Regions from separate parts of the Homo sapiens genome. Here region 2 is linked to region 1. Evidence: read pairs that join two places in POLR2A ChIA-PET (ENCODE). Cell type or tissue: PC-9. All regions are shown on one strand.

Region 1 (5,000 bases):
ATTGAGCTCTGAGATTAAAAGACGTTGAAAGAAGGCCTCTGGCCCACCAATTCTGGGATACCAGTTGTCATTAAACCACAGGATCACAGTCCATAACTAGACTCAGATAACAAGATTTTAGAATTTTAGATCTGCATCAAACAGTTGTGGAACCATAGATTGTAAAAAGCTGAGGTAAAGCTCAAGGGATTCCTTGGCCCTGACACAGCCAAGAGGCAAATCAGTGTAAACCCCCAGGACAAGAGGAGCATCTCTGCCCCAGACGATCTACTTTGGTAGTGACTTATTTCCCTAGTAAGTTTTCACCAGGAGATATTCATTCCACGTACAACCATCATAGCCCGAAAAGAACTGTTTTGGTCACTGAAGAATAGGCAGGAGGTGCAGAGAGGAAAATCCAACTTTAGCACAAGACACTGTAGGTGGATGCTCAGCTGGGATAAAAGAATAAGAACAAATCCCACAACATCAAAACGATGCACAGTGCCAAAGGTCCCCGCCATCTGCTTTGTTCACTCATTTGAAAGAGAGGACATCGGCTGGGCACAGTGCCTTATACCTGCAATCCCAACACTTTGGGAGGCCATTGTGGGCCTGAGGTCAGGAGTTCGAGACCAGCCTGGCCAACATGGCGAAACCCCGTCTCTACTAAAAATATGAAAATTAGCCAGGCGTGTTGGCAGGACCCTGTAATCCCAGCTACTCAGGAGGCTGAGGCAGGAGAATCAGTTGAACCTGGGAGGCAGAGGCTGCAGTGAGCCAAGATCATGCCACTACACTCCAACCTGGGCCACAGAGTGAGACTCTGTCGAAAGAAGAAAGAAAGAGAGACAGAGAAAGAAAGAAAGAGAAAGGGAAAGAAAAGGAAGAAAAGAAAGAAAAGGAAGGAAGGAAGGGAAAGGAAAGGAAAGGGAAGGAAGGAAGGGAGAAAGAATATCTTGCTAAGCAACTCATGCCTTGGAGTCGCTGTCAGGGCACGCTGTCCCAAAAGAGCATCTCTAGTGTTTCCTGGTATCCTTACCCCCATAAATGGCATGCTCCATTTGCAATAATGTGGGTAAATGTTTGTTAAAATACCTATACAGTATGAGTTCAATAAGTGGCTTAAAATGCAGACATAGAAAAAGAAAAGCTGGTGGGCACAGTTGTTCACACCTATAATCCTAGCATTTAGGGAGTCTGAGGCAGGAGGATCACCAGTTTGAGACCAGTCTGGGCAACATAGCGAGACCTGTCTCTACAAAAAAAAAAAAGGAAAGCTAAAGGGAGATATAATCAAATGATTGCTTGGGGACTAGGGAGTATACAGAGATTTTATTTTTCTTTCTTATTTTTTCTATTTTCCATTTTCTACAATGAGCATACATTATTTGTGTTATAGAAATTAAATCAAATAACATTTGTTATAGGAAAATGTTCTTGTTAGATTCTTCCAAGGACCCCAGCCCCAATTCCCATCTCCTGCCTCACCTGTACTCTCTCAGATGGTTTCATCTAGACTGCACCTGTGCTCCCTCAGATGATTTCATCTGGGCTGCACCTGTGCTCCCTCAGATGATTTCATCTAGACTGCACTTGAGCCTCCCTCAGATGATTTAATCTAGACTGCGCTTGAGCCTCCCTGTGATGATTTAATCTGGACTGCACCTGTGCCTCCCTGTGATAATTTAATCTAGACTGCACCTGTGCTCCCTCAGATGATTTAATCTAGACTGCACCTGTGCTCCCTCAGATGCTTTAATCTAGACTGCACCTGTGCCTCCCTCTGGTGACTTAATCTGGACTGCACCTATGCCTCTCTGTGATGATTTAATCTGGACTGCACCTGTGCTGCCCTCGGATGATTTAATCTAGATTGTACCTGTGGTTCTGTGACTGCATGATGCAGACTCTGGGGTTCCAGGATCTAGTTATCTGTCTGGGTGTTGACTGGTCCTGTGGACAAACGTCAGGGTCTCCTCACCAGAATGGTAGACTAAAGGGCTTCATCCATCCCAGTTGTCCCTCTTCCCTTCCTGCCCTGGCCTCTCTCTCTGCTGGGCACAGCCATGCACCAGCTCTGATTCACACTCCAGTTCCACCCGACCTCATCACAACCCGAGCCCAGCCTCAAGCCCTCCCCACCTGTAACCCACTCACTCTTGTCTTCAAAATCTGCAGAATGGGAGCAGCCAGCTCCCCTTGTCCTCCCCACCCCTCCCTCCATGCCGCCCAGCCACGCCTATCTCCTCTCCGAGACCACGCCCACATGGCCCCATCGGAATCTCAGGAATTCAGATCTCCGCCCTGAAGCAAATCTCAGAGCGACTGTGTATGGAGTGGATTCCCTTCCGCCCCCTGCAGGTTCCTCTTCCTTAAGCTGCAAGATGGAAGGAGGAGAGAGCAGCCAGTGGACAATCCGCCTGAGAGGAAGGGGAAGGAAAGGCGGGAGAGATGGGGCCGGGAGGTGTTGGGCAGCTGTGGTACCTCTGTCTCCAGACCCTCAAGGTAGGGGAGACAGACATCAAGTCAGGGCACAGACAGGACGCACTGCTGAGACCTTTCAGAGGCAGCTCAAAGATTCCTCAGTCATCGCCATTCACCACCCACCTGCCCCTGCCTCCACCCCTGGCCTCAACCTGACTGTGCTCAGGGAAGGGGCACTGCCTCTAATATCACCCTGTGGATGGCTCTGTCCTTGGATGACTGTCCAGTGGGTAGATAGTGTCTCTGAATCTGCTGTTCTACATCTGCCTTGTGGAGACCCTCCTCCAAATTGCCCAGGCCCTCCACACCGCCCCTGTGTTCAGCATCTCTGCTCCCCGGGTTCAGTAGCAGTCCGTTTCTTGACTAAGTGAACTAATTTCATAATTTCATCTTATCTTTAGGGTATGTTTTGTTCGTCGAACTTGTCCATAGTCATTTTCCCATCAAAGTCCTGAGATGTTTCCCAACTGTAAGACAGGGACAGAGCCTTTGACGCACACTTTTCTGAGTCTCCATGTGGATTAAATGAGTAAATGTGGATGAAGTCCCTAGAGCAACACCTGGTGCAGTGTAAATGCTCTGTAGGCATCAAATACTGGTACGGCTGGGCAGCAGCATCCAGCCCATTTTACAGATGGTGTGGAAGGCCAGAGTAGGCAAATGGGTCAGAGTCAGGACTGGAAGCTAGGTCTGCACAAAACAGAGCTCTCAGGAGAGAAGCTCCACCTGTCCCCCCAGGGCTGGGGGCAGTGGAGCTGGAATCCCTGCTTACCTCCCTCTAGCTGTGAGATATGGGACATAATCATTGTGAATCCACTCTCCTCAACTATAAGATGGGATATTATTAGCCACCTCAGGGGATGCTGAGATGAAATGAGATGAGTCTCTGGGCACGGTGGCTCTCACTTGTAATACCAGCACTTTGGGAGGCCGAGGCAGGCGGATCACTTGAGGCCAGGCATTTGAGACCAGCCTGGCCAACATGGTGAAATCCTGTCTCTACTAAAAATACAAAAAAATGAGCCAGGCGTGGTGGCAGGTGCCTGTAATCCCAGTTACCCAGGAGACTGAGGCAGAAGAATCGCTTGAACCCGGGAGGCAGAGGCTGCAGTGAGCCAAGATTGTGCCACTGCACTCCAGCCTAGGCAACAGAGCAAGACTCCTTCTCAAAAAAAAAAAAAAAAAAAAGAAGAAGAAGAAGAAGAAGAAGAAAGAAATCACCATGAGCAGCTGTGAATTCCGTGCACGGTGCTCAATGAATGTCAGGTGCCTACCCCCACCATCCAGGGCTGGCAGCCTCTACAGTGTCTTTATGCAAACTTGAAGAAACCCCCTCTGGATGGGTGCAGCCCTGTGAGCCATGTTTTAAAGAGCAGAGCACAGGCTGGATTTCATCTCCTACTACATGTCCCTTAGCCAGCAAACTTGAGCAGAGAACACTCTAGACAACTGTCTGTAGCAGCCCCGTGCCCGCCCCCTTCATTCATTTCTATTTGTTGTCCAACGCTATGAACACTAAGAAACAAGCTGTTTCTGTCTTCTGTATCCCCTGTGGGCATCTTACCTGCCCCCCAAGAAGCTAGAAGGAAGAGGAGGCAGCACTGGAGGCCAAAGGCGGAGCAGAGGCTGTGGACCGGCTGGGCCATGTCGGAGCTGGGTGGCTGCTTGGGGACCATGGGCTGCGGACCCCTCACCTTATATGGAGCCAATCTTGACGTCATGGGGGCTGGGGCTCCTCAGGACTAAGTCTTAAACAAATGGAGCCACCCCAACCCACAGGGGAGCCCTGATAAGAGGAGACCGCAGCTGCTGCGTCATGGAGCCAGGCACCTGGGTGCCTGCCGAGGGGTGGGATCTGGGGGCAGGGCAGAGGAACCAGAAAGGAGCAGGCACCTGAGCCAGCCCCAGTGGAGGGAAGTGAGGGTGGCGCCTCCAGGGCTCTGGGGAAGTGGGGAGCAGATGGCTCAGTTCTAGAAGGACTGAGCTCTGGCTGGGAGCAGGATGGGGTGGGGTTCACGTTCTGATCTGTGTCCAGCTTCACGCGCACCCTCCCACCTCTCCCGCATCAGCCCAGCTTCCACACCCCTTATTCACACATGGTCATTCTTGCCACCTTGGGCGGAGCTGTCCGCGAGGATCAGGTGAAAGAGCAAAGGCGAGAGAAAGCCCTCGAATGACCCTCGCTGCAGAGAAAGGTGCTTCATGATGTTCAGAGGTCATACAACAATATGTGGAGAGTGCAGAGGCAGTGACAGAGACAAGACACAGAACCACAGGGACATATGTCACACCCCTCACCAGGGACACAGACAGGTCAGGCCACCCAGAAGGACCGAGGCCAAGATCTTTGGCCAAGAGATGCTCGGTGTACAGGGGCTTCTGCTTTCACTCTACCTCTTCCCTCCCACCTCAGCTCAGCGGCTGTCTCTTTGTCTCGAAGTCCCCATTCACTCCTATACAGAAATGCAGACATCTCATTTTTAGGAGCACCCCAGAGCTCCCCCTTCCCTTCCTCACTTCCTGCCTAAAGCAAG
Region 2 (5,000 bases), 350 kb before region 1:
TCTCTGCCTGTTAATTTCTCTATCCCTGAAACTGCCCTTGTACTCCAGCCCAAGCAGCTTCCTAGCCCAGTAGTCCTGGATCTGCCACTTGCTAACTAGAAGGTGTCATCTGCAGAAGGTAAGTAAGGCATTTATCTCCATTCACTTTATATTTAGTTATCAAATCTCCATGTAGCTCAGGTAGATCGAGCTGAAAACATTCTTGTGTTTAGTAATATAGCCATTGAGCACACCATCATTGCTCTTTTCATACCTTAGTCCTACTCAAAGATTAAAGTGACAGCTTCCCAGTTATGATAAAAAAGTATAAAACATTCTGAGGGACCTGTAAACTATAAAGCTAAAATATCAGCTTCTGCATGCAACATATATGTCAAATTCTATGTCCAATACTCTTCTCGTTTTTAGAATTAATTCTGCAAACTTGAAGATTGAGCTTTTTATGAACTGATTGGCATCTGCTATGCTCACCAGATTATTCCCACTTGACTGAGAGGATGGTGGTAGCAAGAGCTCCTTCCTTTCAGAGGCTTTTAAAAATACTTATTGGGAAGAATGTACCACATAAGGCATTTAACTAATGAAACCACAGATATAACCACTGGCAAAAAAATCAAACAAACATTTCTTTAACTGCCCTGTACTTGGTACATTCTCTTCCTCCTGCTAAGGAAGTATCTCCTCTCCCTTCACTTCACAGACTGGAATTTTCCAAATTCCTAGTCTCAACAAGACAAACTGTATTTTGAAATCACTGTTTTCCCAGAATACCCGGAGTGTTACCATGACTCCAGAAGATGCCTTCAACCAAGACTCATAATCTGACTGTAAGAAACCTTCAGATAAGGTATTGGGAACTTCTGTAAAATTGTAGCTGGGCTGTGATTAGAGAATTTTCACAATATCAACGAATCTTACAAAAGAGCTGCTGATCCAACAGGTCCTCAGAGATCCTGTGTGGGAACCAGAAGGTATTCTGTGAAAAACGACAATAAGAATAACCATAATAACAATAATGGCTGCATTTAAAAGGCTCTTGCTATATTTCAGGCACTGGTTTTTGTACCTACATGGATTATTTTGTTCAATATTTATCACAACCATATGAGAAGGATGTTATTATCCACAATAAATAAATGAAATCTGTAAACTGTAACTTGTTCAAGAAAATTAGGTACAGAGATGTTAAGTTACTTGCCCAAAGTTCCATAATTTTGAAGATATGAGGCTAGAATTCAGTTCCAGGCCATTTTACACTAGATCTACTAATTTAGCCACTGTATGATTGTACCAAGACTGACCTAAAGCTACCTCCCCTTCCCCAACAGGTTCTTTTATGACAGTGAGTATAAAATACAGGGCTAATGACGTATTGGGTGCAGAGAGGGGTTGGAAAGAATGTGGTATTTCAGACTATGCTTACTATGCTTAAAAATCACAATTCCGTGGTGACTAGAGTTTATCTTAAACTTTCCTCCCTGGCATTCCATTGCATCCAGTTGAGAGAGCACTCTAGCTCCCTACATCCCAGAACATGTAGATCTGTCCGTGGTTCTGAAAGATACACTGGCAGGTCCCGCCAACTACATGAATGGCATTCATATTGTGGAAAACTGCCCACTAGTAAAAATGTACAGTTGAACTTGTACATTCATTACTTACAAGGTTGGAGAACGTGAAGTACTGGACAATCCAACAATAGCTTGGAAAGATACCATAAAAAGACCCGCAGAATATTCTTTTATATGCATTATACTGAAATGTACAAAACAAAACCAGAATGGGACACATTATGAGTGAGAAGTTTATCTTGAAATTTTAATCAGAATATGAAGAAAAGAAATCCAACATTAGACCTGGAAAAAGATAAAATAATTTGTATTTCATTTAACAATATTTATAGATTCTCAATATATACACTATCCTTTTAAACCTCAATTTATATTTAACCATCCATTTACCTTTATTTTTTGTTTGTTTTTTTCTTTCACCTCATACTTTCTACCTGGGATATCTTTTTGTGACTAAAGTACATTCTTTAGAACTTCTTGTACTTTACTAGGTGTGTTTGTGTTAAATTGTTTGTCTTCAAAATTCATTGAGATTTAAATTTTATTATTATATTTTCATGCTTAAGTGTTATGTGTTTGTCTCTTCAAATTTTTCTGAAGATTATTTATAGTTTTATAGTCACTAAATGTATTTAACAATCTGTTCTTTAATCATAGCCCATTTAGCAATTTTATATCCTATACAATTATTCTGATTTCTCAGTTATATGATTGTATGATTCTGCTGTCTGTTGTATTTTCTTGTTCTTTCACGGTGCTTTGTCTCTTATGAACATTGTTCTCTGTTGTTGTTCTTAACTGTTAAGTGCTCCTTTTGCTGGTGTAATGATTTTTTGGAATTTTCAGAGTGCCAATGACAGTAGAAATTTTTCAGAGAAGTTTTGCTTGATTTTCCAAGGTTCCTTGGAGTCTGCACTACTTTAAAATAAATTCATGCCTTGATGATTTTTAGACCACCCAGGGAGTGTGAACTCGGGCTGCAAATCCACTTCTCTTTAATCTCAGGAGAAGGTTTTGCCCCTCTCCACTCAGCACCAAGGTGACTTTCTGGGGAGACCTTCAAGCAAGGATGTTTTCCTTATACTGAGGAGCTGGCTTTGGGATCCTGGTGAAATGAGGAGAACACTCTATTAAATTTCCCACTCTGAGTGCTACCTGAACTCTGTCTTCTATTCCAAATGCCTTAGGAGGCCATGAAAACTAAACCTTAATTATCCTACATTAAGTAAATAAGCTCAGCAAAAAAAGTAAATGCACAATTCCGTGATTTAGGATTTGACAATTTTTATTAAAGTTTAAGCCTCTCAATGCTTCTACATTGTGTTTTATTTTTTCACTATCCATTTTTGTTAGCATGAGGGTAGGTATGTTTACCTAAATGTGCCATGTGAGTGGTTCAAATCTCCTCCCCAACGCTCCTTATCACAAACCTTACCATCTTATTCCTTTAAAGTCACTGACTATCTAAGGAAACTACTAGCTACTGCTGTGCATTGATTAGGACCCAACAGTAAGACGTTTCTCCTTTTGGTAAACTGCACTTCCAGATGGTCTAATTGAACATCTTCTCACTGGAAGTATTTTTATTTCCATTACTCTTAATGATGATTCCTGAAAGAGACTCTAATGCCCTGACAGTTAACTCTGGGGTATCCAAGCATACTCAAATTTTTTTCCTTCTACAGTCAGTTGTCCTTAGGGAACTCCTCAAGACCTCAATAATGAGACAAGGGAGAGTGGACTCTCCAGTGGTAATAAGAACATTAGGAGTATAGTACAAATTATTAGGCAACTTACCTGGCCTTATGGAACCTGCTAAAGTCTGATGCTGTGTATACCATTTCCCCTTGCAGACTGAGGGCTGGTGAGCATGAGTGACCCGATAAAACTCAGGTCATAATGGGCATCTCAAGTCACTTGGTCATTTTCTGTATCATGATCATAGAATTCAGAATCTACCAGGGCCCAGTAGTAAGCCAGAAGCTATTACTCAAATTCAGAAAAAGAATGGAACTTTTTCCCCAAACCCTGAAACTTGGGCAATGAGTCCTATGACTGCCACACACAAACACACACACACACACACACACACACACACACACACACACACACACTCAACAATATCCAAATAAGCATTTAGGGCCAAATGGCAGATATGCTTGACTTTTGCCTGGATCAAAATGACATTTCCATTTATTATGGAATGTTTCTGTACTTGTACTAGCTCATAGGATTTTGGATTAGAGAAATACCCTTGCAGGATATGAAGTCATACTTTTTCATTGGTGAAATCATCTGTCCTCATTAGAGTTTAATAATATCATGCAGTTATTTCTCAAAGAGCTTGTACTCCTTAGATTTGCTGGAATTCCTCAAGTTAAAAAGACCAGGGCCTCAATAATGGGAGGTCTCATTGCCAATAGCTACAACCGGCTGTAGAATTTATTAAAAACATGTGAGTGCATTGTTTGGGGAAAGAATCAAGAACAAAAGCAGTGCTTGTTTTGTACTTCACTGAACTACTTCCATGGCCTCCATTCAACTTTAGCTGCAGTTTTGGTGACTTGATTCACAGACTGTCGGAAAGTTATGAGCTATGGAATGTGCTCTCTCCAATACTAAAGAGGCCAGTCATATATATGTAGGGTGTCCTTCTTTATCATTGTAGGTTGTATGAAGTCAGTGATTCCCATAGAACCTTGGGGTCACAGATGCCAGGCCTAATCTTCTTTTATTATTCATTCAATCTTTATTTTTTCAAACAATGGTCTCACTCTCTTGCCCAGGCTGGAGTCCAATGGTGCGAACACAACTCACTGCAGCCTCGACCGCCCCAGGCTTAGGTGATCCTCCCACCTCAGCCTTCCAAGTAGCCGGGACTACAGCTGTGTGCCACCGCACCTGGCTAATTTTTGTGTTTTTTGTAGAGATGGGTTTTTGTCATGTTACCCAGGCTTGTCTTGAACTCCTGGGCTCAAGCAATCCACCCACCTTGGCCTCCCAAAGTTGTGGCATTACAGACATGAGCCACTGCACCCAGCTCTAATCTTATTTTAATTTTAGAAATCTAACTTGACAGTTTCTGGTGCCTGGATCCATATTTGTCTCAGAAGATTGAATTGTGGACTGTGACCTTCTCTCCCAAAAGTCTCTTTCAGGGTAGAACTTCTGGTTATGGCAACATGAAGAGATAGACCAGCAAGTTTTCCTCCAACAGCAACATGAAAACTGTACTAAATACTAAAAACAAACATTTGAAGTCACTGGAAAATTAACAAAGGCAAGCAATATGTGATAAGAGCTTTCTTGTTTAAGACTCCTTCTGTCTTAGGTAAGGACTGCAAGTTGGTGGCCTTTCCTTCTTACCTATGAGTGCTCTTCAGCCTCCCAGCAGATAACTGCAGCCCTAGTGGCTCAATATGGGCAGTT

The links. ChIA-PET counts read pairs that join two places held together with the same protein. Peaks named below come from ENCODE experiments on the same cell type or tissue, not always from the same donor. Only the 100,000 strongest peaks of a DNase experiment are listed, where the experiment ranks them.
Region 2: POLR2A ChIA-PET joins it to region 1 with 27 read pairs; 2 of 35 experiments call an interaction of 5 or more read pairs at or near these places.

Annotation. Positions count from the first base shown.
Region 1 is chr6:30,940,112-30,945,111 of GRCh38, reverse strand. MUCL3 (mucin like 3) reads right to left here and starts at 4,139. Exons shown (of 3, transcript NM_080870.4): 1 at 4,031-4,139. The coding sequence starts at 4,112. RefSeq lists an enhancer at 3,466-4,303. In PC-9, CTCF peaks have their summits at 2,174 and 2,380 (motif pointing left); a DNase peak (open chromatin) is centred at 2,291.
Region 2 is chr6:31,290,062-31,295,061 of GRCh38, reverse strand. LINC02571 (long intergenic non-protein coding RNA 2571) reads left to right here. Exons shown (of 4, transcript NR_149115.1): 2 at 49-118; 3 at 767-847; 4 at 941-1,154. Among named protein-coding and RNA genes, the nearest start is that of LINC02571, 9.1 kb to the left of the region's middle. In PC-9, no CTCF peak of the experiment used is centred here; no DNase peak of the experiment used is centred here; H3K27me3 peaks cover 1,070 bases.